2 separate regions of the Homo sapiens genome follow, and region 1 is linked to region 2. A link is a loop called in an ENCODE intact Hi-C map of the cell type or tissue named here. Cell type or tissue: Caco-2. All regions are shown on one strand. Each heading gives the region's core, and the rest is flanking DNA. Links, peaks and the distances in the headings are about the cores only.

The links. Hi-C counts contacts between places; a loop is a spot of excess contacts. Peaks named below come from ENCODE experiments on the same cell type or tissue, not always from the same donor. Only the 100,000 strongest peaks of a DNase experiment are listed, where the experiment ranks them.
Region 1: it touches region 2 in a loop (2.8-fold over the local background); 5 of 110 quality-filtered maps call a loop at or near these places.

Annotation. Positions count from the first base shown.
Region 1 is chr16:77,344,995-77,361,075 of GRCh38, reverse strand. ADAMTS18 (ADAM metallopeptidase with thrombospondin type 1 motif 18) reads left to right here. Exons shown (of 23, transcript NM_199355.4): 8 at 1,653-1,758; 9 at 4,999-5,136; 10 at 7,190-7,343. Among named protein-coding and RNA genes, the nearest start is that of ADAMTS18, 82 kb to the left of the region's middle. In Caco-2, for the core only: no CTCF peak of the experiment used is centred there; a DNase peak (open chromatin) is centred at 7,355.
Region 2 is chr16:77,280,055-77,296,135 of GRCh38, reverse strand. ADAMTS18 (ADAM metallopeptidase with thrombospondin type 1 motif 18) reads left to right here. Exons shown (of 23, transcript NM_199355.4): 19 at 1,009-1,213; 20 at 2,878-3,060; 21 at 4,658-4,870; 22 at 6,725-6,872; 23 at 12,065-14,008. The coding sequence ends at 12,180. It overlaps LOC124903727 (a long non-coding RNA gene), which reads right to left and starts at 6,860. Exons shown (of 2, transcript XR_007065122.1): 1 at 6,681-6,860. RefSeq lists an enhancer at 5,864-7,063. In Caco-2, for the core only: no CTCF peak of the experiment used is centred there; DNase peaks (open chromatin) are centred at 5,495 and 6,705.

The sequences.
Region 1 (16,081 bases), core at 3,394-11,393, 64 kb before region 2:
TTGTTCTTGTCACTCAGGCTGGAGTGCAGTGGCGTGATTTCGGCTCACTGCAACCTCTGCCTCCCATGTTCAAGTGATTCTCCTGCCTCAGCCTCCAGAGTAGCTGGGTTTACAGGCACCCACCACCACACCTGGCTAATTTTTGTATTTTTAGTAGAGACGGGTTTCACCATGTTGGCCAGGCTGGTCTCGAACTCCTGACCTCAAATGATCCACCCACCTCAGCCTCCCAGAGTGCTGGGATTACGGGCATGAGCCACTGTGCCAGGGCAGAAATTTTATTTTTTATGTTTCTCAAATTCTCTGCAGTTTCTCTGTTATGTCCTATAAATAAGTTTATTTTAACAATTAACCATTAATCACAGTCTTCAAAAACACAATGATTTTGGGAATTGTTCCATAGAAAGGGTTTTTGTAATGAAAGATGGTATATATCCATTCATATTCTGAATTTGGAATGTGCAAAGTGACATATGATAATCCAGTGCATTGTTTTCAAGAGAGATTCTGAGAAGCAGACAGTGTTATCTGTTATCCAGAGACCAAAATGTACTAAAAGGCTTGGAAAAAACAAAACACCAGAAATTCTATCAACTGTGGAAAAGGTCACTTACTTTAAGCAGTGTGTCCTAATGCAAAGGGCATGGGCTTTGACTTCCCATATGTCTGTGGTTGATTCCTGAGTGTAGAATTTATGACTCTGAGATCTTGAACAAGTTAATTCACCTCTCTGAGCTTTGGTTTCCTAAGCTATAAATACATACACACACAGATATATAATAGACATATAGCACAGTGTGTGAATTTGCAACCATTTATTTAGTGACGATGACGATGGTAGTAATGATAATGATCCCACCCCTTATTTGTGCCTTTGTATTAGATTTCCCAGCTGATCTCACTTCCGTCTTGACAATGAAGTGGGTACAATCCATTCACAAGCATGCATTTAATATTAGATGGGTACATAGATTTGTTCTACTGATTATTAGGACCCAAAACTGGAAAGAAAGATGTTCGCACACACTGTATTGTATTTGAAGATAGACTTAAGGGCTGGCCGGGATGCTTTTATAATGGCTCTTAGAGGGAAGTAACTTTGGGAACAGAAGCACTTACCACATTATAAAGAACCAGAGAAAAATGAATTTAATCTGCACATGTTGCTTAGACATTTTCATGTTTTCTGCTCTAGTAAAAGACCAGGATATGTGTTTTTCCTTGGAAAATACACCCTGAGCTGTGACGTTAATGCCACTGTTCAGTGAGCATTTTGCATTGGTTTTGCTATCATTCTATCCGTTGCTCTGACCTGAATGATAAACTCAGACAAGGCATATAAATATTCTGTGACTTACTAAACTAAATGTAAAATGGGAATTACAGTACTCATACTGACCTTACAGGGCTCTTACAAGGATCAATTGATAACAATATGTAACAAAAGCAAGAAAATAGGAAATGTTGCATTTATACATTATCATTACACAGGACAAAGAACTATAGATCTTTTTTTTTTTTTTTTTCCAAAAACACTGAATGCATTGATCTATTAAACTAAAACTGTGTAGAACATTTTGAGGACATAAATCATCATCATGTATCTGTGTGTGCAACCTTTGGATTCACATTTGAAACTGCTCTTTCAATAGGGTTTGCCCCCATCAGTGGAATGTGCTCTAAGTACCGAAGTTGTACCATCAATGAGGACACAGGACTTGGCCTTGCCTTCACCATCGCTCATGAGTCAGGGCACAAGTAAGTGCCTCTTTGAACCACTACTTTATGTGAAAACTAGTTGGGTGATTCATTGGTGTTCCTCTAACCGTTGTTGTTGACTTAGGCAGAACAAAGAGGATCAGTCTTGTGTAAAGCTTAGAATAGTTTCTGACTATACAAAGGGCTCACTAAAGGCTAGCTGTTGTTGATTTCATTCTCTTTAAACAGCAGCACTTAATAGCCACACAGTACTCCTTCGTGTGCACAGATGGGGTCTCTGGGCTGCTAGGCATTTGTTTATTTTTGTTCATGTTTTGCAGCAATGAAGACACTTCTAGCTGATTCTTTATGCACAGGAAGTAATCATGGAGAAAAATTAATTCCCAAAGTATAATGGCATGCTGCTTTTTAAAAAAACTTTTGCTGCATGTACTGAATATTCTTTTAGTTGGCAACATTGCATGTACTTAATATTCTTTTGATTGGTGTCACTAAATCTTCCTTTTATGATGGAGACAACGCTATAGAGAATTTTCAAACATTAGAGCAATAGCAGCTGCATTGGAACAAGTATAATACTTTACAAAATAATTATTTCAATGTGTAGTACTCTTCAGATATACCAGTTTAGGATGTTTGTGTGTGTGTACTTGTGTGTATATTTTATTCAACATACAGGAAATAACTCATATATTTTCAAAGCATCTAGTTAATTTTTGACTTAAAAGCAAACATCATTCAGTAACCATAGTTGGTATTTTTATATGTTGGTGCTGCTATCTTTTTTCTTTTTTTGAGACAGAGTCTCCGTCTGTCGCCCCGGCTGGAGTGCAGTGGCACGATCTCGGCTCGCTGCAACCTCCGCCTCCCGGGTTCAAGTGATTCTCCTGCCTCTGCCTCCTGAGTAGCTGGGATTACCAGTGCCCACTACCATGCCTGGCTAATTTTTATAGTTTTAGTACAGATGAGGTTTCACCATGTTGGTCATGCTGACTACAGGTGATCTGCCGACCTCGGTTTCCCAAAGTGCTGAGATTACAGGTGTGAGCCACCACGCCCGGACAGTGCCAGTATCTTCTATGAGCTACATTTATTATCTTTAGGAAATTTAAACCTTGATCATTGTTGTTATTGTTATCCAACAAATTTCCAACATTATTATACACACACACACACATTTAGACACACATGCACACTTTCCTAGATATGAATAAGCCAATTTTTAAAATTGTAAATGGAGAAGCGAAAATGCTCACTAAGAACAATGCTTCTCATACAAAGCAGGAAACAAAATATGTGTGCATATCAAATGTATGTCTAAGTTTGTTTTACCAGCATGAAGTCCAACCGAACAGGTGTCACTTTTCAAAATACTGGTCATTGAAAAATTTCATTATCTTTGCATATGTGTTAAAATTATCCAAAATCAAAATCCAACATTTTAGATAAGGAAAAGCAGAACATATTCTTCAGGTAGGATTCAGGAGAGAAGTCAGAGGTTGGGGGAAGGACAGATGGTAAAATAAAATACATACCTAAGTTCTAAATAACATGGACTTAAGAAGTTCTGAAACAGACAATTCCTGAGATATTTATATGGCATTTGGCATGTGCTAAAGAAAATATGTTATCATCTTCTAAAATGCTATTAAATTAAATTTAAGATTGTTAAGTTCAAAATTAAATTCCGACTTGATTTTCTTACGCACATAAAATTCCACTGAAGTTCTAAGTAAGTTCTTTTCCTCTAGCGTAATGGCTTCAATCTCTCCTACCCCATCTCTGTTTCTGGGATTCTTGCTGTTTCTTCTCGTGCTTTATTTATAGGTTTCTTTCTGTTTTTTACTTTCACAAATATATTTAGAAAGGGTGTCTCCCAAAGAAATCCCCTTAACGTCTTGGTTAGGTGAGAAGAAGAATTAAATTGGGAAAAGCTGAGGATAAGAAAATGCTTTCACTGAGTATACATTGACGTTAGTCAATACCTATTTTTGAGTGGTCACCTCTGAATACCTAAGGAAGTCACTGATAGGATAGCATACAGTTGCCCTGCTACTATTTTCCTGACAAAGTGGAAGGAATGCTGGAAAAATGGCCATATTATAGACATGGGTCACAAAAAAAGTCATATCTTTTATCGTAACATATTTATTTGGTATAGACTACTTTCAAAGGCGAACTCTATAAATGAAATTATATCAGGATAACATTTATTTACATAGGAGTCATATCTGCCTTATAAATATATGGTCTAAGACACAAGTTTTATTCTTTTAAATAATGAGATTAAGAACAATTTAAATTAATGATGAAATTCATATTTATATCCTTCCGTCCTCTGCATCCCTAAAAAAAAAAAAAAAAAAAAAAATTTCAGAAAAGACTTTTCTCTGTGCTGAATTTTTTAGAGAAGATCAAAGACTCTTATTTCCCCATCTTCTACCACTTTAACATCGCCTGAAGTAAGCTTTGTCTTTATGGTATGTATCCTATGTGGGTATGCACATTAATGTCACATTTATTCTTCCTGTCAGGAAATTTGAGAATTCTTCAGGTATAATGTGCATGATTTCTAGACAGTAGACCACCTAAAGTTTTTCTTCTATAATTACTAGACCCTTCTGTGATGAAACAAATTAAAGTTTTCTCATATAATACATCTGAAAGATAACAGTAATGGTCAAGATTTAATAGCCTTCAATAAAGGGGTTCAAGCATGTTAAAAAAATGTTTATTATAAGAGAGTTTAATTACAATTAGAGTTTGTGATTTCAGCTAATAAATTGATCATAGTTGGAGAGAAGTTTTTATACCATGCTAGCCTTATATATGAACAGTTCATAAACAACTTATAATCATCATCTCTCTGTACTTACTTCCTACTGACTCTGAACTTCTTTACCATAGTTCCGTGGTTGGTGACAAGATAAGAATTCTACTGTTTGAAACTAAATAATTTGGCTGTTCCATCACTTTGGCTTAGCTTATACCTAAATTTTAACTTGAGCAAAATTTTCCAGCCCATAAAACATGTAGCAGCTAGACCATTCTTTGATTCTGTGGTCAGGAAATAATATAACAAAGCCCTCAGCATTTTTAAAGTTTTCTGTGTGAATTTTATAACAATCTATAGTAATTTGCCTTTCTCTTTTCCAGTTTTAATAACTCTGTCTCTCACTTGGTTTTGTTGATGATCAATACATCTTTATTCTTCCTCAGATTATCCTTCAAAAAAATGGGTTCACAAAGCAGGATTTTGTTTTCTTCATTCTGTTTCAGCTTTGGTATGATTCACGATGGAGAAGGGAATCCCTGCAGAAAGGCTGAAGGCAATATCATGTCTCCCACACTGACCGGAAACAATGGAGTGTTTTCATGGTCTTCCTGCAGCCGCCAGTATCTCAAGAAATTCCTCAGGTATGACAGGTTAAATCCTGGGGTGCTCCTAGGTTTGGAGTGATGACAGAATTGTGCTCCATAGACCTGCAAACGAATACTCAGTGGAAATACCTTTTGACCTGTCAATAAACAGAAAGACAAATGATGATGATAATGATGATGGTGATGATGACATTGTTGAAAAAAATAGATTGAAGCCTAATGTTGTGCTAAATGTTCTCCACATATTTCCTCCTTCAATCCTCACAGCGATACTATTATCCTCAATCTAGAGTTGAGAAATCAAGTCTTAGGTTAATTGTGTTGCATAAGGTACTATCGCTGGTAAGTTGCAGACAGAAGACTCACACTTAGATCTGTTCTGACTCTAGGATCTCTACTCAACCATCTCTCCCCTGTGACTTCCAGAGGCTGCTAGGTATATTGTCTTTTTACTGTGACTAATTATTTCAATGTTATCGATCAATGTGTCATAGAGTATTTTAAAAATGCTCAAATGGTATGAGTGTGTGTTTGTGTTTTAATGAATAGAGCATTTTCTTCTTTGACTATTATGTTTGAAATGGCCAGGAGCTAGCTTTATGTCCAAATGATAGCCAAAGAAGATGGTAGCTATATAAAATGCTTTTAATAACACAGAAACCTTAAGTTGCATTAGTAAAAGTAGGAGTTTGGAAAGTTGTACTATTTAATTCATATTAAACAATTAACCCAAAGTTGAAATACACACACACACACACACACACACACACACAATCCTACCTTTATAATCTATATTGACCCACAAGGACACTTAGATGCTAATCCCATATCTCTTTGAACAGATGTTAGTGAAATTTCTTTGGGAATTGACACTTTTGATACTTTATTTTTAACCTGTACCACTGTGTATTATTTGCAAATGTTTAAAGAATTAGTAAGATCTATACACAAAGCATATTAAACGTGAAGATATCTAACCACATATGCCCAAAGGGTGGTAAAAAATCAACAGACTTTTTGTTAGTAAGCTTTGCCATGAAGATTTTCCTATTAGTTTTAAATTCATGGTTTGGTGACTAAAATTATTTTTTCCAACTCATGTAAGAATGCAATTAATAAGTATTAAAATCAAGATCAACTTAACATAGGCTGAATTTCCGTTAGTATGTAGTTAAATGCTTTTGTAGTTAAATGTTATAATAATGATAACAGCAGCAGCTAACTTTGCTTATTATGCTTTATGAAGCATGTTATATTTTCTCATTTGAACTGTGTAACAACCTTTATGAGAGTCATTGTCACTCATGAGCTGTGTAAGAGCTACATAACTTGGTCTTGGTTGCATGGTTGATTAGGACCCCCATCTGTCTCACTACAAAATTACACTTAACCACCATGATAATTAACTTCTCGGTGGTACCACATTTTAATTATTTAAGTAAGTGGAGATAAGGTGCTAAGAATATCCATGCCATCAGGACTGATTTTTGCTCTCAACAAGTCACAGTCAAACATATCTGAAGGAAATTTTTCTGCCTCATCCCCCAGTTCATTATTCCTCTTGATTCTTTAGGAATGTTATTTATTTTTGTCTGTAAGGCTTATTGTGAGTTAAAGTACATCTTTGACCTCTGCTCCATTATCTGTTTAAAAAAAGAAAATACTTGATTTAAAACTCCATGAAGACAGGTACTGTGTCTGTCTGGTTTATTTTGTACCTTTAGTGCTTTGTCTAAGGTTTGCCACAGAGTAGGGACTCAGTACAAATTGTCAAATATTGTTGAATAAGATTGTTGATGGGAGTTTTCAAATGTATTAACCTTTCCTGTCTCCTGTCAAATCCCAAGCCAAATCACTTGGATGACTAGAATTTTCAGCATCCTGTAAAACCCTTCCTGGCTGTGTACATTCCATCCTCTTAGACAGGACTCACTCTTTGGCATAAACATAGATTTGAACTTTAAACATATACCTGTTTCTAGAACCATGCTATATTTTTCTTTGCATGAATGCATTCAGAAGTGTGTTGTCGTAAATGGAAAGATCACAGATCAACAGAGTAATTAATAAGCATGTATTGTCATTACAGCACACCTCAGGCGGGGTGTCTAGTGGATGAGCCCAAGCAAGCAGGACAGTATAAATATCCGGACAAACTACCAGGACAGATTTATGATGCTGACACACAGTGTAAATGGCAATTTGGAGCAAAAGCCAAGTTATGCAGCCTTGGTTTTGTGAAGGTATGTTTGCTTGTGATTTCAAACTTACATTAAGACTCTGCAATGTGTCTGTGTCCCTAACAGAAGTGTAAACATTTGGTTTGCCAAGGCCAAGGGTTAGGTTCTGGGTTATCTCTACCGTGTCAGTTGTTTGGCATGATAATTAAGTGGCAATTTTACTGTCAATGAATTATCCAGGCCTATCCACATAGACCATGCCTGGTTTAAATACTGCTTGGTAGAAAATTCTTTCTCTTTAAATGAAGACTTTATCCCTACTAGTAAACCTGGGAACAATAGTTTGTACCTGCTGCTAATCACTGCTTTTGTTCTCTATATGATCCTATTCCCTGTTAATTTAATTCGTTTCAAATCATCACCATACCCAAATACATTATATGCCTTTTATAATATGGGATAACTATTAGCAGCTAGCTTTTTTAATATTGTCTATAAATTCAAGGTACATCTTTAGTAATATTAATAAGATTTTTGTGTCATCTTTTCTTCAAAGAATTATAAAAAAGATAATTGGGAAAGTACAAAAGTCCAGGTTATAGAAATGAGAGACACGTTGTTACACTTGGTCAAGAATGACATTTTACTGACAGTATTACAATCTCAACTTTACCAGAAAGTAAATTTGTTGTTGTTGTTGTCGTTGTTGTTGTTTTGAGACAGAGTCTCACTGTGTTGCCCAGGCTTGAGGGCAGTGGCACGATCTTGGCTCACTGCAAGCTCCGCCTCCCAGGTTCATGCCATTCTCCCGCCTCAGCCTCCTGAGTAGCCACCATGCTCGGCTAATTTTTTGTGTTTTTTTCAGTAGAGAAGGGATTTCACCGTGGTCTTGATCTCCTGACCTCGTGATCTCCCACCTCGGCCTCCCAAGTGCTGGGATTACAGGCATGAGCCACCCCGCCCGGCCCATACTAAAAAGTAGAATCATTTTTAAGTTGGTTTATTCCCAATATCCAAAGAGAAATATGGAAGTTCTAAGTAACTGAAAAATGCATGGAAATTATGGAGGTTTATAGCTCCTCTTTCCCCCTCTACTCCTGTTCCTCTTCTTCCTCCTCTTTCTCTCCCTATTCCTCCTTCTCTGCCACCACCACCACCATCACCATCACTATCACCATTTACTATCATCTTCAGCAGTTGCTAAGTGAGCCTGTGCCCCACATAAGGCATTCTACTTAAAGATTTATTTTACTTTACCTCAATCTTCACAAAAACCCTTCAAGGAAGAATTATTACCGCTTTTGACCTGGAGCTCAGAAAATATTTTCAACTTGCCCAAAGCCACAAACTTTTAAATGGTGGAATTTAACAAAACAAGTCACACACATTGATGTGAAATTTCCTCTTCTTCACCGGTGACTGGTACCAGTCACTATTACTAGTGTTTCCTAAACTTCAGTCATTAATATTCAGTCATTAATAACTACCTTCTTTATTTTAGTTGTGTTATCTCTATATTATTATTCATTTATTGCTTTTCTAGAAACCAATTCACATTCAAAACATAACTCCAGTCCGAAGAAATAATATTCATCAAATCATAGGTTTGAGATGGGATTACATTTTTTTTCTATTACAGTTTCAATGCATAACTATTAAAAAATTTTCCGGATGTCATTCACATTTTTTTGGTGTATCCTTCATGACACATGGAGCTTACTTTCAGAAATGCTGGTGAGCCTTCTGTAAAAACTAACAAATTGGCTGGGTGTAGTGGCTTATACTTATAATGTCAAGATTTGGGGAGGCCAAGGTGGGAGGATCACTTGAGGCCAGCAGTTTGAGAACAACCTGGGCAACAAAGTTAGACCCTCTCTTTACAAAAAATAAAAAAGTTAGCTGGGCTAGTGGCACGTACCTGTAGTTCCAACTACTAGGGAGGCTGAGGCAGGGGGATCACTTGAGCCCAGGAGTTTGAGGCTGAAGTGAAGGATGATAGCACTACTGTACTCCAGTCAGTACAGTCAGGCAACAGACTGAGACCCTATTTCTAAGAAAAAAAAAATTAACAGACTGTTCTATTTTCCTGTTAAGTTGATGGTTTTGGCAGAAGTTAAGTAGCCATTCACTTTGTTGAAAAAGTTTGTATTCTAATTTGCCTCTTGTTCACTTCATTCTAAAGGATTCATTATGTTATTTATTAATCACAAATTTATTACATACTATGCAGCAAAAGCACAGTTGGTAATAAGTATAATTTTCTTCAGAAATACAAAGGAGGTTCCTAAAATTACTATCATTCCTTCAGAACCATGTATTTGTGGGGTACCTGGTCTGTGTCAGGCAGTGTGCAGGGCTTAAACAACCTTTTTAAATTATAGATTGCTTTCTGGGACCTCACTATATTTTTAAAAGACAGCTTCTCATTCTGATGGTCTTTCATGGGAAGCAGAGCAAAGAGAAATGAAAATTCCAAAATAAAAGATTGAGTCAAACAAGGACAGGGAAGGTGAGAAAGACTTGCTTAAGAGAGAAATGATTTAAGATGGTGATGAGGTTAATGGAGAAGGTAGGGTGGTTTGATAGATTCTGAAGCTTGTTTTCCCCACACCTTAGCTTTTGGTATTGTTTTTAAACCTACTTATAACTTGAACCCATGGCCACACCTCTGAGGATCATAAATATTGCCAGGCTCTAGCCAGGAGGGATTTCCAAAGCAACAAAATCTCTTATTCATCCTGTCTAGTAGAAACAGTTTAGACCCGCTCTGGCAACGCAGGAAAGAGGTGAAGTTTGTCTTCAGGGCTTTTATTGTCCCATTATTACTTTCTAATCTTTTCCCCTCACTTTACTTTTTTTTTTCCTCCATGCCTCCTAGAAAGCATTGCATAGTGAAAGGGTTGCATAGTGATTAGAAGAACAACAACGAAAAGGAACTAATTATCAAAGTGTCCTCTCAGACCAGCAGATGCAGTGTATCGGCAAGACCTGAAACTTGTGAGAAATGTCTCGTCCCAGGCCTAAGGAATGAGAAATTTTGGGGCTAGGACCCAGAAACCCATATTCTAACAAAAGCTCTAGATGACCCTGATGCTCAGTCAAGATTGAGGGTCGCTGAGTTAGACAGTCTTCAATTTTGAACGTTCACACATACACATTTGCACACACAAATCTCTGGATTTGGGAGTCACAAAGACCTAGCTTTAAAATTTTGTTCCGAGATTTCCTATAAGCTTGGGGAAATGACTCAACCTCCCTTAGCCTTAGAGTTCACCTTTGAAAGGTGAAGATTACAATAGTTCCTCCATGGCTCATTGGTGAGGATTCATCTCTTGGTACAGTCGCATCACTTGATAAACAATACGGTTTCTTCTAACTCTCTTCCTTATGTCTTCAGCATCATCACCACCATCACATTTGACTCTTCTTCCCCAGTGGCTGCCCTGGTAAAGGCTCTGGGGCTGGCTCTTTTGGATCACTCATCCCCATCCTCCCCTCCTTTCCCAACCACGAGTTTTCTGTGTCTTCAGCATGCCAGACTTGATCTCTGTTCTCATCCAAAGTGTTGAAGAAAATGAGTTACGAATCTTTCTAATGGTTCTGTTATCTGGAAAGACTCAAAGCAGGATTCCCTCTGTAACAAGTGGAGAGAGCGCCCATTTGATTATTCTGCACTTTAGAAATGCTTACTGACTCCATGAGTGAGCTGATGCTGTTTGTCAGAGGGTCCCAAGCGCTGTCACAGACTGATCGAGACTTCTGTGCTGGTTATTTTACTAAGCTAGAAGTGAGCAGCTGAACAAATGCATCCTCTTTAGCTGACCCTGTACCTCAGTAGCCAGCACAGTTACTGTCACATAGCAGGAGCTCAGTTTTAATGTTTATTCATAGACCCACTGAGAGTTTGAAGCTGAGTAGAAATCGTGGGGAAGATATTTAAATTCTTGTGAATGTTCTCAGGCCTATCATTCTAGAGAGCATTGTATTGGAAGGATAGCAGGATCGGTGTATATTTCTTCTGTCAATCAAGAAAAATGACGAGACAAGTCTCAAGCATTTTAGGATATGTATCTGCCAAAGTTAAGGATGCACCCGGGAGACAGGTCTATGCCTTTTCCTGAAGATGATTTTGAGGGCTCCAACTTTAAAGGGGAAATGGCGGGAAATTGAGAAGTACACGATTTTCATGTAAGAGCAGGGTAGGGAACAATAGTTATTCATGACTTTGTCTGGCTCAGTGAACCGGCTTTTTTTTTTTTTTTTTTTTTTTTACATAAGATGACATAAACAAATGGGGCAGAGGAAAAATGCAGTGAAACTGCATTTTACATAAGATAAATATAGACACAGTGGGGCAGGGGAACAATCAGATATGCATTTGTGTCTGGTGGGCTGGGGTGACTGCACCTGTAAAGATAAGCTATCAATTTCCATTGCCATGGTGAAATTTTAACAGCTCACTAGGAATCTCCTTGTGGGCAAAATATGGGGGAGGTGTGTAGTTTTTCATCTTGTAGCCATCTTATTTAGGAACCGAAAGGGGGAGACAGGTTTGTGTGACCGAGTTCCCAGCTTGACTTTTCTATTTGGCTTAATGAGTTTGGGGTTCCAACATTTAACTTCCTTTCACACTTCTTTAAGAATTTGACATCAGGATTAATGAATGGAGAATAATTAGAAACTTCCTAGCATGGAATCATACTATTTGATACTATTATACTATTACTTTGTAACATACCAAGTTTACTGCATGCCATTTTAACTTCTATTAACTTTCCCCCATGCACTTACGCTCCAGTGATGTTGATCTTCTTGTGTGTTTTCCAAATATTTCCTTTTCCGTGTCTACAAGCCTTTGTATATGTTTGTTATTCTAGTATGCTGTGTGGCCACCCAGTGACACTTAATCATTTTTTTATTGTTGTTAAAGATTCAATTCAAGTGTTACCTCCTTATTTCCTCAGGGAGATTTAAACATTTATTTCTCTGGGCTCCAATTCCAGCTTATGTGTCCCTTTTATAAACTTGTGATACATTTTAACTGTGTATACACATCTCTTGCCTCTATTGGTAGAGAGTATCTGCCATGCCTAGCATGTGCTGGATGTCATATCAGATACTCAGTGTTATTTATTGGGCTTACAGTGATAACCAAAGCTCACATGTTTTAGCACTCCCACTTCCATAAAGTGGAAGATGTCCCCTCTGCCTCTTCTCTCATCCCTCCTCAAAGCAGCAGGAGTGACTTACCTGATTGACCAGTTTAAGACTATATCTGAGCAGGCATGCCACAGTACTGTCTCAGCATCTTCTCTCTTGTGCTGCCTGTCTGCAGGATGCACACTTCTCTTCTGCCACCCTGGAGGTTGCCTGCCTCGGATGGGAGACTTGTGTTTGCCTCCTCTACCTGCAAGTGTGAAGGGATAGTTGGTCTAATGCAGTGGAGATAGTGTTGGAAGACCTATTTGGCCACAGATCTCAGCCACATTCCCCAATTCATGATTATCAGTAATAAGGTTATTATCTAGATTTCCATTTCTTGGACTCCAGTGTCTTATTTATCTAGTGGTGGAAGAGACAGGAACATTATTTATTGTCCCCCCTGAATCCAGCAGAAAGGAAATTGAAGTTAAATAATCTGAGCAAGATTAGTCAGAAAGTGCTAGTATACAGGAAAACAAAAGGCCCTGGTTTTAGAGTCAAAATTGTAGTGATATCTATATGTGAATGAACTCTTAGAAAATTGAGGGTAAGATACTCTTTCCATCCTATAATAATAACTAATATTTATTCAGTGCTTATTATGTATCAGATAGTACTTTAAGCACACGATACATATTAATACTTCCATATCTTTGGGGGATGTGCTATTATTAACATTTTCTAGATAAGAAATCTAAAGTACATAAAAATAAATGTTTTACTAAGCTTTATATGAGCAAATGGCAGAATTAAAATTGGATCTGGGTAGCACATTCTATTAACCATTATACTATACTGCCTCTCATATTATCTACCTAGAAAAAATATAAAATGGTACCAGTGCCAATCCCCTTACCAAAAAAGGAGGGGAGGAGCAAAATACTAAATTAATATATCACAGAAGGAGACATACACATAGTCAATAAATGCATGAAATGGTACTCAATATCAATTGCTCTCAGGAATATATCAAATAATATATCAGAGAAGGAGACATACACATAGTCAATAAATGCATGAAATGGTACTCAATATCAATTGCTCTCAGGAATATATAAAAGAAATTATAATGGGGCACCACTGCACACTGACTGGAATGGAGAATATTAAAAAGATTGACAATACCAAATGATACCGAAGACCAGAAGCAACTGGAACTCTGCATATTGCTGATGAGTGTGTCAAGTGGTATAATCATTTTGGAAATGGTTTGACCGAGTTGTTTCAATGTAGAAAGTTAAACCTACCTTTACCCTTTGACCCAGCAAATGTACTCCATGGTATCTACCTGAAATAAATAAAGGACTGTGTTCATAAAAAGGCTTGTCCAAGAACATTCTCAGCTACTATTTGATTCATAGAAGCCAAAGACTAGATACTATTTAAACGTCCTGCAAAAGGTGAATGTGCAAGCAGATTAGATTTTGCTGTATTCATACAATGGAACTCCATTCATCAATAAAGAAGAATGAACTATTGATACACACAAAAACATGGATGACTGAAAAACATGCCGAACAAAAGAGTACATTCTGTATGGTTCCATTTATATGAAATTTAAGAGAATAGGCAACACTCACCTATTGGTGACCGAAATCAGAATGGTGGTTGCCCTAAGAAGGGAATTGACTGCAAAAGGGGACAGGGGAACTTTTTGGAGTGATGGAAATATTCTGCCTTGAATGTGGTGGTGTTTATAGTGGTGTATATATCTGCCAAAATGCATGGAACAGTACACTTAAAATGAATGCATATTATTGTATAAATCATACCTCTGTAAAGTTGATTTTTAAAATGGCATCGGGGCAATTCTTGGTGACTCCTACTTGTTAATTGTTATTTGTTACTTTTAAATTATTGCTTAGCTTAAAAACTTGGGCAATAAACTCAGGCATACATGGGCTTAAATCCAGGCCAACTAGAGACTTAACTGCTAAAAGAAGTTGGAAGAAGTTTCTTAATTTCTCTGAGTCTCAATTTTCTCATGAGCATGTTGAGGAGATAGTCATACTTTCGTCATGTGGCCACAATGATGATACAATGAAATAATTTATGCAAAACTCATTATCCAGTTTTTTTTAGCATATACTGTTTGCCAGGTTCTTTCATGTTATTATTTTTTTTAATTCTTGAAAGCTCTTAAAAATTCCAGAGTCTTTATTACAAATGAAGACTATTTTAAAATACAAAGTCTGTCATTTTTATTCATATATTGATTTACTGAAGCCTACTTTGTACCAGGCACTGTTTTGGGTGCTTGGGATACATCAGAGAGAAAACACAGTTCTGTACTCTCGTGGCTAGTGGGGGAGAAAACAAAACACAATAAACGTTATAAATAAGTCAATGATGTTGTAAATGAAGCCACAAGTGCTAAGTAAGTTTGGAATAAGATAAGGAAAATTGGAAGACTGACTGGTTGGTGGCTGATTAAATTTTTTAATATCGAGGTCACAGGAGGTGAAATTTAGGCAAAGACTTGAAGGAGGTAAGAGAGAGATGCAGATAGTTGAAGAAGTGGAACAGCCAGTGTAAAGACCCGCTTTGGGAGCAAAATTTGAGTGTTGGCAGAGCATCAGGGAGCCAGTGTGGCTAAACCAGAGTGAGCAAGACCTAAACTGGTAGGATACAGTGTCAGGGAGATACAGGGGGCTTGAGTGCATATGACTTTGTGGATGACAGTTAGGACTTTGGATTTTTCTCGTGATGAATTGACAAGACATAACAGGGTTTTGAGCAGAAAAGTGCCATGAGCTGACTGACACTGAGTTGATTTGGAAGGCTCTCCCTAACTGAGTGCCATCCAGCAGAACTCTCCATAATGATGCAAATGTTCTCTGTTATCCAATATGGTAGGTACTTACTACACATGAACCTGAAATGTGACCAGTGTGCCTGAGGAAGTGAATTCTTATTTTGATTTTAAGTAATGTAAATTCAGGTTTAACAAGCCACATGTAGAAAGTAACTATCATATTGGATAATACAGCTCTAGTCACTGTGTTGAGAATAAACTGGGCAAGGGTGCGGGTAAAAGCCTTTGAGGCTTGTGAGGAGGATCTGGCAGTGAGCTCCATGTCGGGTGGCTTGGAACAGGGTAGTAGAAATGGAAGGTGGCCATAATTGTTCAGATTCTGGAAATATTTTGAAGGCAAAGCCAATATGATTTCATGATCTGGTGGGGGTTTTCTTGATAGAATGTGAAAGAAACAGAAGAGTCAAAGATGACTCTAGGATTTTTTACCAGAACCAATGGGAATATAGAGGTGTCTTAGAGTGAGATGGGGACAGTGAAACATGGGACAGGTTTGGAGGAGCCAATGAAGAACTTTTATTTTGGATGTGTTCAGTTTGTAATGCTTCATAAAATTTGGTTTGCAAAAGCCATTAACATTTTCAGCATGTCAGGTTTTACTTGAAGGGGTATCCAGCCTATAGAATACAACTGGAGGACACAGCAAGTGACAGGACAGAATAATGGATAGCATTGGGACTCTTTCCTTTAAAATGTTGCCTAGTTTAAAAAAATCATATGCAGGCAACATGAGACCTTGGAGTCTCTGTGGTTATTTCTTTTTTTCCCTTAAATTATGACTTAA
Region 2 (16,081 bases), core at 2,729-10,728:
GCATTCACCAATGTTTTAGATCATCTTCATAAGTAGTGTTTGGTTTGTGGTGATGCAATCGTATTACACAATCTTTATATATAAAGATGTGCGTATATGTGTGTGTATATATATATACACACACACACTTTTTTTTTTCTTGTAAATAATAGTGCATTTGTCATAATCTGAGGCTGAGGCAGGAGAATCACTTGAGCCTGGGAGGCAGAGGTTGCAGTGAGCTGAGATCGAGCCATTGCACTCCAGCCTGGGCAACAAGAGCAAGACTCCATCTCAAAAACAAAAAAAGTTTCAATTGATAACCGTTCAAATATATACCAAGTCTCAGACAGATAGCTATTAAAAAAAAACTGGTCTGGCAAATTTTAAAGAAAATGAAGGTAGGTATTTAACCTATCACTAAATTCAGGTGTAATCAGAAAAGTAATTTGGGGAAGTACCCACTTAAAAATATCCTCTGTGAGACCTTCTCTAAATGTACCCCTCTCTCCTGCACAAACCTCCCTCTCTTTCTCTCTCATTGATGACTGTTCCATGAGCCTCCTCATTGTATTTTATGTTGACTTCCATTGCAGCACTTATCAGAAAGTACTGTCTTTATTTGTTCACATATCCACCTCTTTACTGTGTTATAGGCTCCTTAATGGAAAGAAGGCTGCTGCCTTAATTTTTCTAATCCTAATGCTTAGGAGAGTCCCTGACACATAGTTAAAATCCCAACAAATTTGGCTCAATGAATTGTGCAGATTTTAAAGTGGCATGTATTTCTTCTCATGCAGAGGCGGGAGTATATTTGTAGAACTGTGGGATGATTAAATGTGATTATTTATATCTCAATCACATTAGTATAAGCCTCTGGATCCCTCAAAGAACAATTAGAATAACTTATCTTATTGGTTCTGAAATTGATTCATGGCTTCCATAGGTGGTTTACCTTTCACAGTAACTGCTTTGGAAGTTATCATACAAAGTTTGGCTTCATTGGTAATGTTTGTTTTGCACTGAAAGCTGGATGCCAGGTGAATGGAGTACATGCAGCAAGGCCTGTGCTGGAGGCCAGCAGAGCCGAAAGATCCAGTGTGTGCAAAAGAAGCCCTTCCAAAAGGAGGAAGCAGTGTTGCATTCTCTCTGTCCAGTGAGCACACCCACTCAGGTCCAAGCCTGCAACAGCCATGCCTGCCCTCCACAATGGAGCCTTGGACCCTGGTCTCAGGTAACAGGAGAAAACTTGGGAGTTACTATTCTCGGTCCCCATGAAGGCAAAAGTAGAGGTGTCTTTGCTCTCCACTGGGCTCTTGGCAGTTTACATGTTCATGGAAATCACCCTGAGTTCATGTGCCTGGGAATCTGCATTTTAACTAATGTTCTTTAGGAAATCTGAAGTTTTGGCACCCCTCTCCCAGAGCTTAGAATCCTCCTTAGAGGAACAGAAATTGGAGTGTGGGGGCCATTTAGGCCAGACTCGTGAGCACAGCTAGAAAGGATTCCAGTATCAGAAGACTGGCTACTGAATTCTCCAAAGCAAATGGGAAACGCAAATACAAAGAATGAAGCATCGAAGAGATATTTAACTCTTGCTTCAATGGGAAAGAGGTAAAGTTAGAAGAATACAGAGAAAAGTAGGGCATAAAGTTTGCTATGGTCACAAATTCCCAGTGAAAGCCATAAAATTTTAAAGTTAGAAGGGACAGAGAGCTACCTTGTCGTTCACAGCTCAGAATTCCCTCTAAAGCAAAGGTTCTCAACCGTGGGTAAGTTTGCCTACCAGGAGACATTTTGATGTCACAACTTGGGGAGATGAGTGCTCCTGGCATCTAGTGGGTAGAGGTGAATGTCCTACACAGCCCAGGCCAGCTCCTCACCACAAAGAATTATCTGATCCAAAATGTCAGTGGTGCTGAAGGGAAGAAGCCCTTCCCTACAGCTTCCCTTGCAGATGATAGCTCAACCACTGCTCAATCACTGCTGGCAAACAAATTATGGGGAAGAATGAAAAAACGGCAAGAGTTTTACCACCTGAACCATGGGGCCAGGTAGCAGCCACTGATGACAGTTCTTCTGTGTTTTCCTTTAGCGTATATTACATGCTGGAGGGTGCTGCTTTCTGATTAATTTCAGCAATACACTACCAGAGGTCAGAGTAGGGCTTTATTTTTTAATGTTAGGACATATCTGTTAGCACAAGGGTCCCCAACCCCCAGGTCATGAACAAGTACCTGTTTGTGGTCTGTAAGGAACTGGGCTGCCCAGCAGGAGATGAGCAGCAGGCCAGCATCACAGACTAAACTCCACCTCCTGTCAAATCAGTGGCAGCGTTAGGTTCTCAGAGGAGTTTGAACCCTGTTGTGAACTGCACAGGTGACGGATCTAGGATGCATGTTACTTATGAGAATCTCATGCGTGATGATCTGAGGTGGAACAGTTTTATCCCCAAAGCACCACCCTGCCCGTCCATGGAAATACAGTGTTCTGCAAAAGCCGACCCTGGTGCCAAAGAAATTGGAGACTGATACGTTAGGGAATTAGGGGTCAGGAGGGAGAGAGAATATTTTTGAGCTTGTTTAGGGGTTCTTTCAAATGAGAGAATATATTCCTTTATAGCAGAGGGTAAATCTAAATAGTACATGGTGTTGAGTCTAGTCTCTTTCTTTGCAGTTAGCAATATAATTTACAGAAAGAATTCAAATAATTGTTTTAGCCAGATATGTATGGTGGGTAATGGGAATGGGGGTGGTTAAGTAGATCTCGTAAAAAGAGCTTTAGTTCATGGAGTTTATCCCACCTTTCACAGGAATATATTTAGTGTGTTGTTTTTTTTTTTAATGTGGCTACTGAAACCTAATGGGAATGCAAATAGAACTTTTTTGTCTTCTCAAGTGTTCCAAGACCTGTGGACGAGGGGTGAGGAAGCGTGAACTCCTCTGCAAGGGCTCTGCCGCAGAAACCCTCCCCGAGAGCCAGTGTACCAGTCTCCCCAGACCTGAGCTGCAGGAGGGCTGTGTGCTTGGACGATGCCCCAAGAACAGCCGGCTACAGTGGGTCGCTTCTTCGTGGAGCGAGGTATGGATTAGAAGTCACTGCTGGGTCAGGAGATTGAGACCATCCTGGCTAACACAGTGAAACCCTGTCTCTACTAAAAATACAAAAAATTAGCCAGGCAAGGTGGCAGGCGCCTGTAGTCTGATCTACTGGGGAGGCTGAGGCAGGAGCATGGCGTGAACCCAGGAGGCGGAGTTTGCAGTGAGCTGAGATTGCGCCACTGCACTCCAGCCTGGGCGACAGAGTGAGACTCTGTCTCAAAAAAAAAAGTCACTGCTGGAGGTTTCTTGAGATGCTCAGCTGACCTGCTAGCATCTAGGCTCACAAAACTCCTTTGTGTTGCACACATTGATACCAAATGCCTGCTACTTCCCAGTTCTCTCCTGATTTCTTCACGAAACATTGCTAAAGCACCCCCACATTGATCAAGCCTATGTCTGGGCAGTAGGGGCGCAAGACTTCATAAAGCACACGCAGAGAAAGCACACGTCAAGTGACTTGATAGAAGTCTGTCATTTTATGGGAGAGCTCAAGCTTCACCCAAGCCGGTCTTTGGGAAGAACCCTTGTCAGAAGAGACTTTCTAGGGAGCATGGCCTGAAAAATGAGCAGGAATCAAAGCAAAAGGGGATTTGGGGCAAGGTTGTCCCAGACAGAGGGTGCAGCCTCTACACAGGAGTGATGACAGGGGACTGCACATTTAGTAAAGAAGGGACATGGGATGGGGTGGAAAAATCATGAGGGCCTTGGGTGACACACTAGAAATATCTCTCACAAATACTGGGGAGTAAATTTTTTATTTTTGAGACAGGGTCTTGCTCTGTTGTCCTAGAGTGCAGTGGCAAAATCTCAGCTCACTGCAGCCTCCACCTCCCTCGCTCAGGTAATCTGCTGCCTCGGACTAGAGGCATGCACCACTATACCTGGCTAATTTTTATAGAGATGTGGTTTCACCATGTTGCTGAGGCTTCACCATGTTGCTGAGGCTGGTCTTGAACTCCTGGGCTCAAGTGATCCACCTGCCCCAGACTTCCAAACTGCTGTGATTACAGGCCTGAGCCACTGCACCCAGCCTAAAAGGATATTTTTCCTAAAAGGATACTTTTGACCCTCATCATGTTACCTCCTGTGTGTGAGAGGTTGGGTATATTTAAAGAGCAATTATTTGCTGTACAGTGGTTTTTCCCATTAAGCTCTGAATCCTTTTCTCTGGCCCTTACCCTCTTCAACTCAGATTCCTAACTCCTCAGGCCTTAGGTAGACCTGGACCTGTAAGTGTGTAACCCTAAACCTGGAAATTCTTTTGCCCATCTTGCCTTTCTCCTGGACTCCATCTCACACCCATGTGGCATCCCAAGGTTCCTTTTTTACTTTATGAGGCTAATGATCTGTGTGATTTTGGGAAAGTCAGTTCCGTTCTCTGAACTTTGGTTTCCTTACCTATAGCATGAGGTACTTGGCTGCTGTATCTGTAAGATCCTCGAGTGAGTGTGGTTGACCTTGTGTAATCCCATCCCTCCTATTTCATGTGGATGGTGCAACCTTATGTCAAACTGCCTCTGTCCAGAAGATGTGATCCTGGCAGTCTTCACTTTTACACATCCTGTCTTGGCTCCTAGTGTTCTGCAACCTGTGGTTTGGGTGTGAGGAAGAGGGAGATGAAGTGCAGCGAGAAGGGCTTCCAGGGAAAGCTGATAACTTTCCCAGAGCGAAGATGCCGTAATATTAAGAAACCAAATCTGGACTTGGAAGAGACCTGCAACCGACGGGCTTGCCCAGCCCATCCAGTGTACAACATGGTAGCTGGATGGTATTCATTGCCGTGGCAGCAGGTGGGTACAGGCCGATTGAGGAGGTGTCTATTCAAGTGAGATGTCGAAAAATGAGGCGTTCTGCAAACAGTTGCTCTTAGTCTGTTAATGGTTGTCTAAGTAAAAACAACTAAGGGCTCAAGTTCTGAAGGCAGAATGGGTTTTGTTCTTTGGCCCTGGGCAGGTAACAATCTGTAAACCTCAGTTTTCACATCTAGAAAATCATTATCTGGGAGAGTTGATTTGTTTTTGTTCATCAGAAAATGTATGTAAAACACTTACCACCAGGCCAGTTATACACTGCTAATGTTGGTCATTGCTGTTGCTACGGAAACTACCACTCGAGTCTTTCTGTTTTAGAAATGCTGCTCACAGCCTTTACTCATTTGGTTCTTACATCATGTTTCTGAACAATGTAATAGCTAATATTTGTCAAGCTATTACTATGCACGGTGCTAAGTACTCCTATTCAGGGGTAGTATGGTCCCTAAAGCTCAGAATGTCAGGCAATTCAGCCAAGGATACTTCGCTTTTAAACTTATCAGATGCTAGAGGCACCCTTCTTTTCAGAAGACTTGGGTGAAACTTTAGCTAGGATTGGTGTGTGACGCGGTCCTTCCAGCATTCCACCCAGCAGATGTTGCTGCACAGCTGTTCAGTTCAGAGGACTCGGGTGCTCCCCACCTCACCATTAATCACAGAGTCCGGGTAGAGGTATCAATATGTACGTACGTTATCTATCTGGGAGGATCTGGAAACCAACACATGGATGAGAGGAAAGGAAATTAGCCTGATTTTCTCTGGCCAGGCATTGTGCTAGGTGTTACACATATTGCTGGGGATTTCTTTTTAAAATTGACTCTAATAAGTTTATTTAGATTAAGGGGTCAGCAAACAGTTGCCACCCAGCCAAATCTGCTCCCCCAATACCTGCCTGTTTTTATAAAGTTTAACTGGAATGTAGCCATGTTCATTTGCTTAATATATTGACCACAGCTGCTTTAGTGCTACAACGGCAGTGAGGAGTACTTGCAACAGAGGCCGTATGCCTATACAGCCTGAAATATTTACTATCTATCTTCCCCTTTAAAGGAAAAGTTTACAAACTCCTAGTTTAGATAATTTGATAACAAGACTTGCCCTTAAATTTTAATTGAGACAGAAACTACAGTCAATTATAATGCATATGTACATTTAAGAAAAATTAATGTAGTAACTTTTTAAAATAAGAAAAATCCATTTAAAGGGCTACATTTTTCCCTGGTTTTCCTTTTGTTATGAAGTATCTTTATAAATTTTTCATATGGCTGTCTGGAAGAAAGACAGTTGAGTTGTCTACTTTTGAAAATTTTTAATTGCACACTGAAATCAGCGACTCCTAAGAAGCACCAACTCTGTCATGCCAACTCAGAATGTGGCTGGGCACCGAGGACCTAATTCCAGAGCTGTCTCTGACCATTTCTTTTTCTGTCCCAGTTTTGAACTATGTCCTCCACTACTGCAGCTGCACAGATTGTCTGGAATTCTTTAAATCCTGTGATTAACTCCCTAGGTGTGTCTGTATTTGTTTCTGCATTCTTAGAGCAGCTTCTGTATTTCTGGAGCTTCTCTTCTTTATGAGTGAGTCACTTAACTGGGAGACACACACTCTTGGGCTAGATAGATAGCATTTGCCTAAAACCCTTCTAATCAGATCAAAGGGATCACACTTGTTAGGATAGATGCTGTGGACTGTAAGCACATGTGCCTGGCTCCAGCCAATCTGTTTCATCAGCAGGCATCTTGTTAATGTCATGAAGCATGGGAATTCCTTCTGTTTGATGTCACTGACCTCAGTAGAGTGTTTCTGACTCCTTCCTCTTCTCTCTGCTGCAGTGCACAGTCACCTGTGGGGGAGGGGTCCAGACCCGGTCAGTCCACTGTGTTCAGCAAGGCCGGCCTTCCTCAAGTTGTCTGCTCCATCAGAAACCTCCGGTGCTACGAGCCTGTAATACAAACTTCTGTCCAGCTCCTGAAAAGAGAGGTAAAAAGGCACCATGCTCCAGTCAACTTTACTAGTCTTTAGATAATTTTTTCAAAGGCTACTTTGTTAGTAGTGCAGCCTGTGACATTGTACAACTCTAGGGTAAGCCATTCACCCGAAGTCTATGTGACAGTGCTCCCTGGAGTTGTATAAGGCACCACTCTGGGGAAGTTGCTGTCCAAATAATCTTTTTCAGACAGTCTCAGTCTGTCATGCAGGTGGGAGTACACAGCTCACTGTAACCTCTGCCTCCCGGGTTCATGCCATTCTCCTGCCTCAGCCTCCTGAGTAGCTGGGATTATAGGTGTGCACCACCACGCCTGGCTAATTTTTGAATTTTTAGTAGAGACAGGGTTTCACCATGTTGGCCAGGCTGATCTCGAACTCCTGGCCTCAAGTTCTGGGTTTACTGTCACAAGCCACATGCCCAGCCTATCCTAGTGATCTTGTTTGCATGGGTCTGAAGGGAATATTTAATTGCTACAATAATGCTTTTTAACCATTATTAATTTGAAAATGGGAACATAAAGGTGAACAACAATAGCCCTCAAGGAGCTCATATTTTAATGGAGGAGACAACTATAATCCATATATAAAGATGTTCATGTTTGTTGAAGATATAAAAAATTCAGAAATCAAAAGTAATAGTCATCAGTGAATATGTATTGCCCTAGGACTATACCTAAATGTTTTCTTAAAGTTAGTTCAAGGGAAGTGCAGTGAGTACTGATAGGAAAATGGAAAGTCTGAGTAAACTGTACCATTCTTCACTATTTGAAGTAATCTGACAAATGCCAGGAAATATCTTTCAGCCTAATCTGCTTGCCTCGTGCTAAAGAATCTTGCACAAGACCAAAAAAAAAATAGCTCTGTAGCAGTTACTCAGAGCCAGATCATCCTAGTCCATGCTGGGATACTACATAGGGAAGAAATGAGCAAGCGGTCATGTTCTTCCAGACTATCAGTGATTTCTCATTTCCACCCTTAATTACCAAAGAAAGATTCAGCCTAGAAGGCCACCAGCACCCCCAACGACAATGACCAATTATGAAATTGCCCAACAGTATCTCCTGGAAGGATGGGGAAAGTCAACATGCACGTATGGTCCAAGGAGGCCATTTGTCTTGTTATTTTTGGCTCACCCAGCACCTAATACCACAATGGGCACGCAACAGGTACTCAATAAGTCTTAAATGAATAAATGCATGAGTGTAGGGCTACATGAAAGATCATGTGAAAAGTGCTGTGAGGTCCTCGATCTTGTTCAAAGCCAAGTCACCAAGCACCTTATATACCTCCAGCACTCTTCTAGGGATGAAAGAATACAGCTGGGTCCTATTCTTAAAAGGTCCTGTTCTTAAAAGAAAGCTACAACAACAAATAAGTGGTGGAATATTCACAGTGTTACAGTGATGGTCAGTTCTACCTGTGGTGCTGGAATGAGGGGAGTCATAGGGTGCATATGAGAAATGGCTTATTAAAAGAGGAGCTTGGCTGAGTGCTGTGGCTCACACCTGTAATCCCAACACTTTGGGAGGCTGAGGCGGGTGGATCACCTGAGGTCCGGAGTTTGAGACCAGCCTGGCTAATATGGTGAAACCCCGTCTCTACTAAGAATATAAAAACTAGCTGGGTGTGGTGGCAGGTGCCCGTAGGCCTAGCTACTGGGGAGGTGGGAGGATCTCTTGAACCCAGGAGGTGAAGGTTGCAGTGACCCGAGATTGCACCACTGCACTCCAGCCTGGGCTTTTTTTGAGACCCTGTCTCAAAAAGAGGAGTTTCTCTCTGTGCCTCATGGCTGAGTCAGGTGGCTTTTGGAAGAATAAAGGATACGAGCCCACGTGTTTGTTCTGACCCAAAAATGTGGCCTACAGTTTACTAAGTTGAGGATTTTCTCCCATTCCCATCCCAAGTATAGGGATGATTACATGCTTGGCAGGGTGACTACTATGAATGTCGTTTGAGTGTATTTTCTGGCTGTGAGTTTTCAGAAAACATTAGTGAGCAGTAAGGAGGCGCATGGTGACGGAAGAAGATTCCGTTCTTTGCCTCTTCTCTGAGCCCCCCACTGTGGACCAGGTACGGTACTCTGCTAGGCACTGTGAGAGTTTCCTCCCCTTATGGAGCTTCCACTTGGGTAGAAGTTTCTACCCATTGTAGTCACTTAAACTAGACCCTAGAGAAGACCATTCTGCCCATGGCTGCATCCTCCTGTCATCCAGTGTCACCAAACAGCTTTGTTGTCCCCCAGATCCCTGCCCATACTGAGTGCCAGTCTAGGGGCAGTCATTGTATATCATCATCAGTGTGTGATGCCTTATCTGGGTATCTTGGTTGGATCTCCACCTTGGGGAAGCCATCCTTATGGTTGCACTGTACATATTATACATAAAATTCTCTTCAGAAAAGAGAGAAGGCCCTAAAGCAGTCATACCACCCAGAGACTTGTGTCACACTGCATTGAAACTGGGTGTTTACGTGTCTGGAAGCTACCTGGGCTGCAGACTAGTCATATTAAGTTAAGGATGAGCAGGCACTCAATACTAATAAGCTGCTCCTCATGGAATCCCACATCTTCAGATGGGGGCAGGCAGCATTGTACAGTGGAAGGAGCAAGGACCCTAAAATCATAAAAATAGAGTTGAATCCACACTGACTTGACACTCAGTAGCTATGGAGCTAGCTATGGAGCTTTGAGCAAGTTTTGAACTTTCTGAGCATTCATAAAACTGGGAAATAATGCTTACTTCGAAAGACTGTTTTGAGTATTAAAGAAGGTAATTCCATTTTTCACACATGTCTTTAGTGCTTACTGTGAACCAGAAACTGTTCTGGGGTCTGATTACAAAATAAACAGGCACGGCTCCCACCTTCTGACAAGCTTGCTTCAAAATGGAAACGGACAACAAATCAACCAATTAGCACACAGTGTCAGAAAGTAAAGTAGCAGGGGTGAAGGGGTGAGGAAATAGGAAAACACCTTCAGATTATAATGATCAGGCACGACCACTTGATTATTTAGCACTTAAACAGAGACCTCAAGGAAGGTGAACCACATATGGCTCTAGGAGAGTGTTCCTGGCAGAGAGACCCCAAAGTCCCCGAGGCAGGAATATACTAATCTAATTGAGGAATGGCACGATGCTTGGAGTACAAGAAACAAGGTGAAGAGTGGTTAAGCAATACATGAAAAGTGGGACTGGAGGCCTTGTCAGTCAGTGTAAGGATTTCAGATTTAACGCTGAGTACGATGGAAGCCAATGGAGAACTTTGAGCAGAAGAGAAGAGCAATAGGATCTAGCTTTAGGAAGATTACTGGCAGTTAAGGTGAAAGGAGTGCAGGTTGTCTCGAGTAGAACAAGGACTTGTCAACTCTGCCAGGAAGCGGTTGGAGGAGGTTCCACTAGAGCAGTGGCAGTACTGAAGAGGTTGGATGCTGGGTGCATTTTAAAGATTGAGCCAAGAGTATCTGCTGATTGCATGGAGAACGTGAAGCAAAGAAATGATTCCAAGGTCATCTTCAATAGTGTAAATGAAATACCTGACTCACAGTAGAAGCTCAAACAACCAGCTGTTAGTAATTATAATCAAAAAAAGCACTTATACTGACAGAATAGTAATACATCTCACTTCTCCTGCCTGACTTACTTACATGAAGGGGATGTATAAAAAGGAATTTTAGGCAGAAAAATCAAGGCTTGAAGAAGGAACTCTAAGCATTTCTGAATTATGTGTAGTGTATACTCTAAATATTTTTAAAGTCAAAACTGTGCCTTAAAAATACAGTAAAATGGCCGGGGGTGTGCCTCACACCTGTAATTCCAGCACTTTGGGAGGCTGAGGCAGACGGATCACCCGAGGTCAGGAGTTCGAGACCAGCGTGACCAACATGGTGAAACCCCATCTCTACTAAAAATACAAAAATTAACTGGGCGTGGTGGTGGGTGCCTGTAATCCCAGCTACCCAGGAGGCTTACGCAGGAGAACCATTTGAATACATGAGGCGGAGGATGCAGTGAGCCGAGATTATACCATTGCACTCCAGCCTGGGCAACAAGAGCAAAATTCCATCTCAAACAAAACAGTGAAATGACTGGGCCCTTGCTCCTACAACATGCACTTATGTTTACATACCCATTCACTTGCATTTCCTATCTCCTGAGGCCCATCTGAGTAAGAATTCTTGATGTACAGTGAAATAATCACATCTGTCCTGCTCATTGAACAACTAAAGAAATTAGAAAGGACTGGTGTTGACTTAAATTTATTTACTTGCAAACTGGTTGAGATTGACTTAAACCTACACAGACTGTTGGAGACCCGGCTTTTTCAGTTAATCTCAACCCATTTGCAGGCAAATAAGGTGGCTTGACTCCCAATACATCAGGCTTCTTGCTCCTGAAATTATAGTTCGTGGACCAGCAGCACACCCTCCCTTAATGCTCCCCTCTGACAGCCCTTCTCAATCAGAACCAGCGGTACTAGTGGTACAACAATATCCTTAGGGGATCCCTAAAGCACCATTTTAGGGTATTTCCCTGGACACTGAATTCCATGGTAGCTCCCAGGCTACATAGGGAGGATCAGACATTGATCTTGGATTAGATGTGACATTTTTTAAAAACAAATCATTTAATTTTGCTAATGGTCAGAGTCTTTTCTTGGCATCTAAATCCTGCCCCTACCTCACCCCCCTACCAAAGTCCCAATGTTTAATGGGAAAAACCACATAGAGGCACAAGGGAGGTGGGCCCAAGACCTTTGTTCTGTAGGCCCTCACCTTAAGAAAAAGGTGCTATGTTAATATTAATAAATCATAATATGCAAATCACCAAAGGCTGGGCCCGGTGGATCACACCTGTAATCCCAGTACTTTGGGAGGCCGAAGCAGGCAGATCACTTGAGCTCAGGAATTTGAGACCAGCCTGGCCAGCATGGTGGAAAACCCCGTCTCTACTAAAAATACAAAAATTAGCTGGGCTTGGTGGCACTTGCCTATAGTCCCTGCTACTTGGGAAGCTTAGGCAGGAGAATCGTTTGAACCTGGGCAGCAGAGATTGCAGTGAGCGGAGATCACACCACACCACTGCACTCCAGCCTAGGTAACAGAGTGAGACTCCATCTCAAAAAAAAAAAAAAAGAAAAAGGATAGACACCCTAGCCAACATGCTAAATATATTTTCTTATTTTAGAGGATCCATCCTGCGTAGATTTCTTCAACTGGTGTCACCTAGTTCCTCAGCATGGTGTCTGCAACCACAAGTTTTACGGAAAACAATGCTGCAAGTCATGCACAAGGAAGATCTGATCTTGGTGTCCTCCCCAGCACCTTAGGGCCAGGGGCTTACCTTTCAACCTCTAGAGAGACCAGCTGCCTTTGAGACCAGGAGCTGAGCACCGAGAACCATCTGTGAGCTGCCGCTGTGATGAAGGAGCCTGCTCTGAGGAACAGACAGGTTGCCAGTAGGCTTCTAGCTCAATTCCCTGAAGCACGTGGTACTCTGAAGCACTTGAAAATGGGAAGCGATGACAAATCTGACTTTAAAAAAAATCTTTGATTTGCACTGTTATATGCAAGAAGTGGTGAATCACACTGAGATACGTCGATTTGGGGAGAGACCCCCTTTTGAACTTCAAAGGGTTCAAGGGCAAAGACATCTGTTTTAAAAAGGTCCTTTATGACTTCAGGTCAAAGACTGAGACTCAGAACTTTCAAATCTGGATGGAATACCTTGCCTAACTGTTGCGTGGAGTTCACAGTTCGACTAACCCTGTGAACACCCAAGCCAGGAGTTCTATGAGAAGCCAAATGGTGCTCGCAATTGTGCTTGCTGCTGGACTGGCAAGCTTCATGTTATGTTTATTTGGTGTGCGTGTGTCTTTATTATTTTGTGTAAACTATATTCTGCTTATAGAGAGTCTCTGAGACTAAAATTGACAACTTGAAAAGTATTCCAAGGAATATTATGAAAATAGGGCAACATGGACTGTTTAAGATCTCCATGTAATTGAAATTCATGCAAGGAAACAACTCATAGAAAAGATAAATATGGATGCCCTTCACATGTTATCAACCTCGTAACTTTTGGTGCTTGCTGAATCAGTCCATGAAAAGCTACAGCCCGCTCTTTGGGAATGCTACATACCCATTTCTGGTATTTAAAAAATATCTAGGAGGAGCTAAATGACAAAACACAGCAGTGTTTTGAGGGAGAAAGGACCATCATTTATAATGCTCTGTACATACTACCAGAGCTGCTTGGAAAATTAAAGGCCACTTGTGGCTTTTTCCTACCAACTGATACGTTTAAATTTGCCCTAGGATTGAGCTAACAGCAAAAAAAAAAAAAAAAAAAAGAGAGAAAGAAAGGAGTAAACAGTGGTAATAAAAAAATCCATCTGTCTTCTTGCTATGTTAATATTAATAAATCATAATATGACAAGACCCTCACTGAATAAGAGTATTTTCAGTCATCAGAAGCCAGCTGTTGGTAGGCATTAATGAGTTTAAAATTGTTCTCAATTGAAAAAACATCACACTATTTTGCCAAAACCAAAGTAATTATAATACTGTGTCCTCCTGTAATTTTTTGAGAAGTGGTTATAAAGGGCATATTTACATAAATTCTACTTTATTCCTCAACTTCTTTGATGAATGTAACCCAATTTTACTTCTTTAAAAAGTCTCAATTCAAGCTGGATTAGCCAGCTCAGCATAATCAACTAGACAGTGGTTTGTTAAATTTAGCAGCATACTTCGTTCCCATTCTAATTAAAGTCATGAGTTCTTGAATCCCAGAGAAATAATGCTTAGGAACTTCTCTCAATCTGCTTGGCTTGGCCTAGAGAAGTGGCCATTTTATCAACAGGAAAAAAAAAAATTTTCTCTACTACAACCCCGTTGCCTTCTGAAAAACAGCAAGTTATTTCTTTATATAATTATCATTTTATTATTTTATGGAAAATTAATTTATTAATTAATAGCCTATTATGTGTTCTCACTTGCTTCTCTAAGTAATATTTTGAGATAAAATGTTGAATAAAACCATGGATTATAGAGAAAAGTCAAAATATATGTGTAATATTTAATTATTTTATAAGTTTTATAATAAAGTATTCCATTTCTTTATCTTTGACAGCTTGTTAAGTTCTTGAATAAGTTAGTGAAAAGTCCATAATTTCAAAGGTAATTTAACTGTATAAATGTCACTCAGGACTCTTAGAGAATGGTTGGGTGCAGCGGTTCACCTCGGTAATCCCAGCACTTCGGGAGGCCAAGGCAGACGGATCACCTGAGTCCAGGAGTTCGAAACCAGCCTGGCCAACATGGCAAAACCCTGTCTCTATTGAAAATACAAAAAAAGTAGCCAGCTGTGGTGGCACACAGCTGTAGTCCTAGCTACTTGGGAGGCTGAGGCTGCAGTGAGAGGAGATTGGGCCACACCACTCCCCGCTGGGTGACAGACAGAGACTCTGTCTCAACAACAACAAATCTACAGAGTAACTTCATTGAGAAGAGGAAAGATAGATAAGCTATTCAACAACTAGTGATTTTTCTTGTTTGCCTTTGAAGAAATCAAAGTATGAAATGCTAGGATGAAACAGATGACACATTTACCCTCTTGAGGACACACTATTTTGTTCCCCTGTAATTGTCATGAGAACATTTGTGGAAATCATCTAAGATAAAACTACCATAAATGTATTTTTACATTTAAAAGTCATTCTAGTAAAATATTTTTGTAAAAATAAAGAGGGGGAAGGGAAGGATGGGCAGGAAAACATGAAAAAAATAAAAAGTAATTGTTCTTGGCTTTTTGAAATTTTGAATCATTAAACCAGTGGAGAATAAGAACTGGGCAAAGTTATGTCCAATTGATCTGAAAATACTGTATTTTTCCCTGCATCTGTGATTACATGTGTGTCTACATAAGTTCATATGCGTATCTTTATAGTTAAGAGAATTTTTATATAATTTATTGCTATTTAGCAAACAAAAAATTATGATTAAGAATGGAAAATGGAATAGATGCAGATAAAATACGTGACAGAAAAAAAGATATTTTGTTCTTTTTTTGAGACAGAGTTTCACTCTTGTTGCCCAGGCTGGAGTGCAATGATAGGATCTCAACACCCTGCAACCTCCGCCTCCCAGGTTCAAGCGATTTTCCTGCCTCAGCCTCCCAAGTAGCTGGGATTACAGGTGCCCACCACCACGCCCAGAAAAAAAAATTGTCTTTATACCTTTTGGTAATAAGCAACCACATATTAGTGTTTAATGGGAATCAGGTATTGTACTGAACTATTTATATATGTTATCTCATTTAATCCTAACAATAGCCCACTTAGGAAGATACTATTGTTCTTTGTTGGCAGGTGACAACTCGGATTCAGAGACATTACGTATTTAGCCCTAGTACACAGTCACTGAGTGATGGGGTCAGGACTCAAACCCAAATCCATTGGGGTTCTCGTGACTGTGTTGCGTTACCCTGGGATAGAGAAAGAAAAAGAAGGGCATGCAGGCCTTAGAACTCTACTTTTTGCCCCCTGAGATGCATGTGAATGGAGTTTGACAATAAGTGATTTAACAATGATAAATTACGGGCAGAGCTGGGAATTTCATATGGGGAACTGGGGTTGAGAAATAATAAATCCTTACCTAGTCTTTTCAACAAAGTATACTTAAAGACTTGTTGCATATCTAAGTCTTTATCTGTAATAATTGCTTTGCTCTGGGATGATAGTATTTCCTGGGCAATCACACCAGAGTATCTGGAGCCTGCAACTCCAAGTCCATTAAGATGGAGGGAAAGCATGAGCGAGAATTCTCTTGGCATGGGTTCTATATGCTAACGGTAGAAAGACGATACCACACCAGGAAAAAAAAAAAGTTGTCTTTCTTTATAGCTTTTGGTAATAAGCAACCACATATTAGTGTTTAATGGGAATCAGATATTGTAATAAACTATTTATATATGTTATCTCATTTAATCCTCACAATAGCCCAATACACCACAATACCTCACAATACACCAGCATGTATTATGTAAGACATGGTTTATGAAAATTTATAACACAGAACCCATTATTGCTAAGTGTGATGTGGAAAAGGTCATCTAATTATGTGCTATATGGTTTTATCTTTGAAAATGTAAAAATATGCATAAGGATTCCATGCTTTGTCTGTTTTACCTTATCTTTCCCCT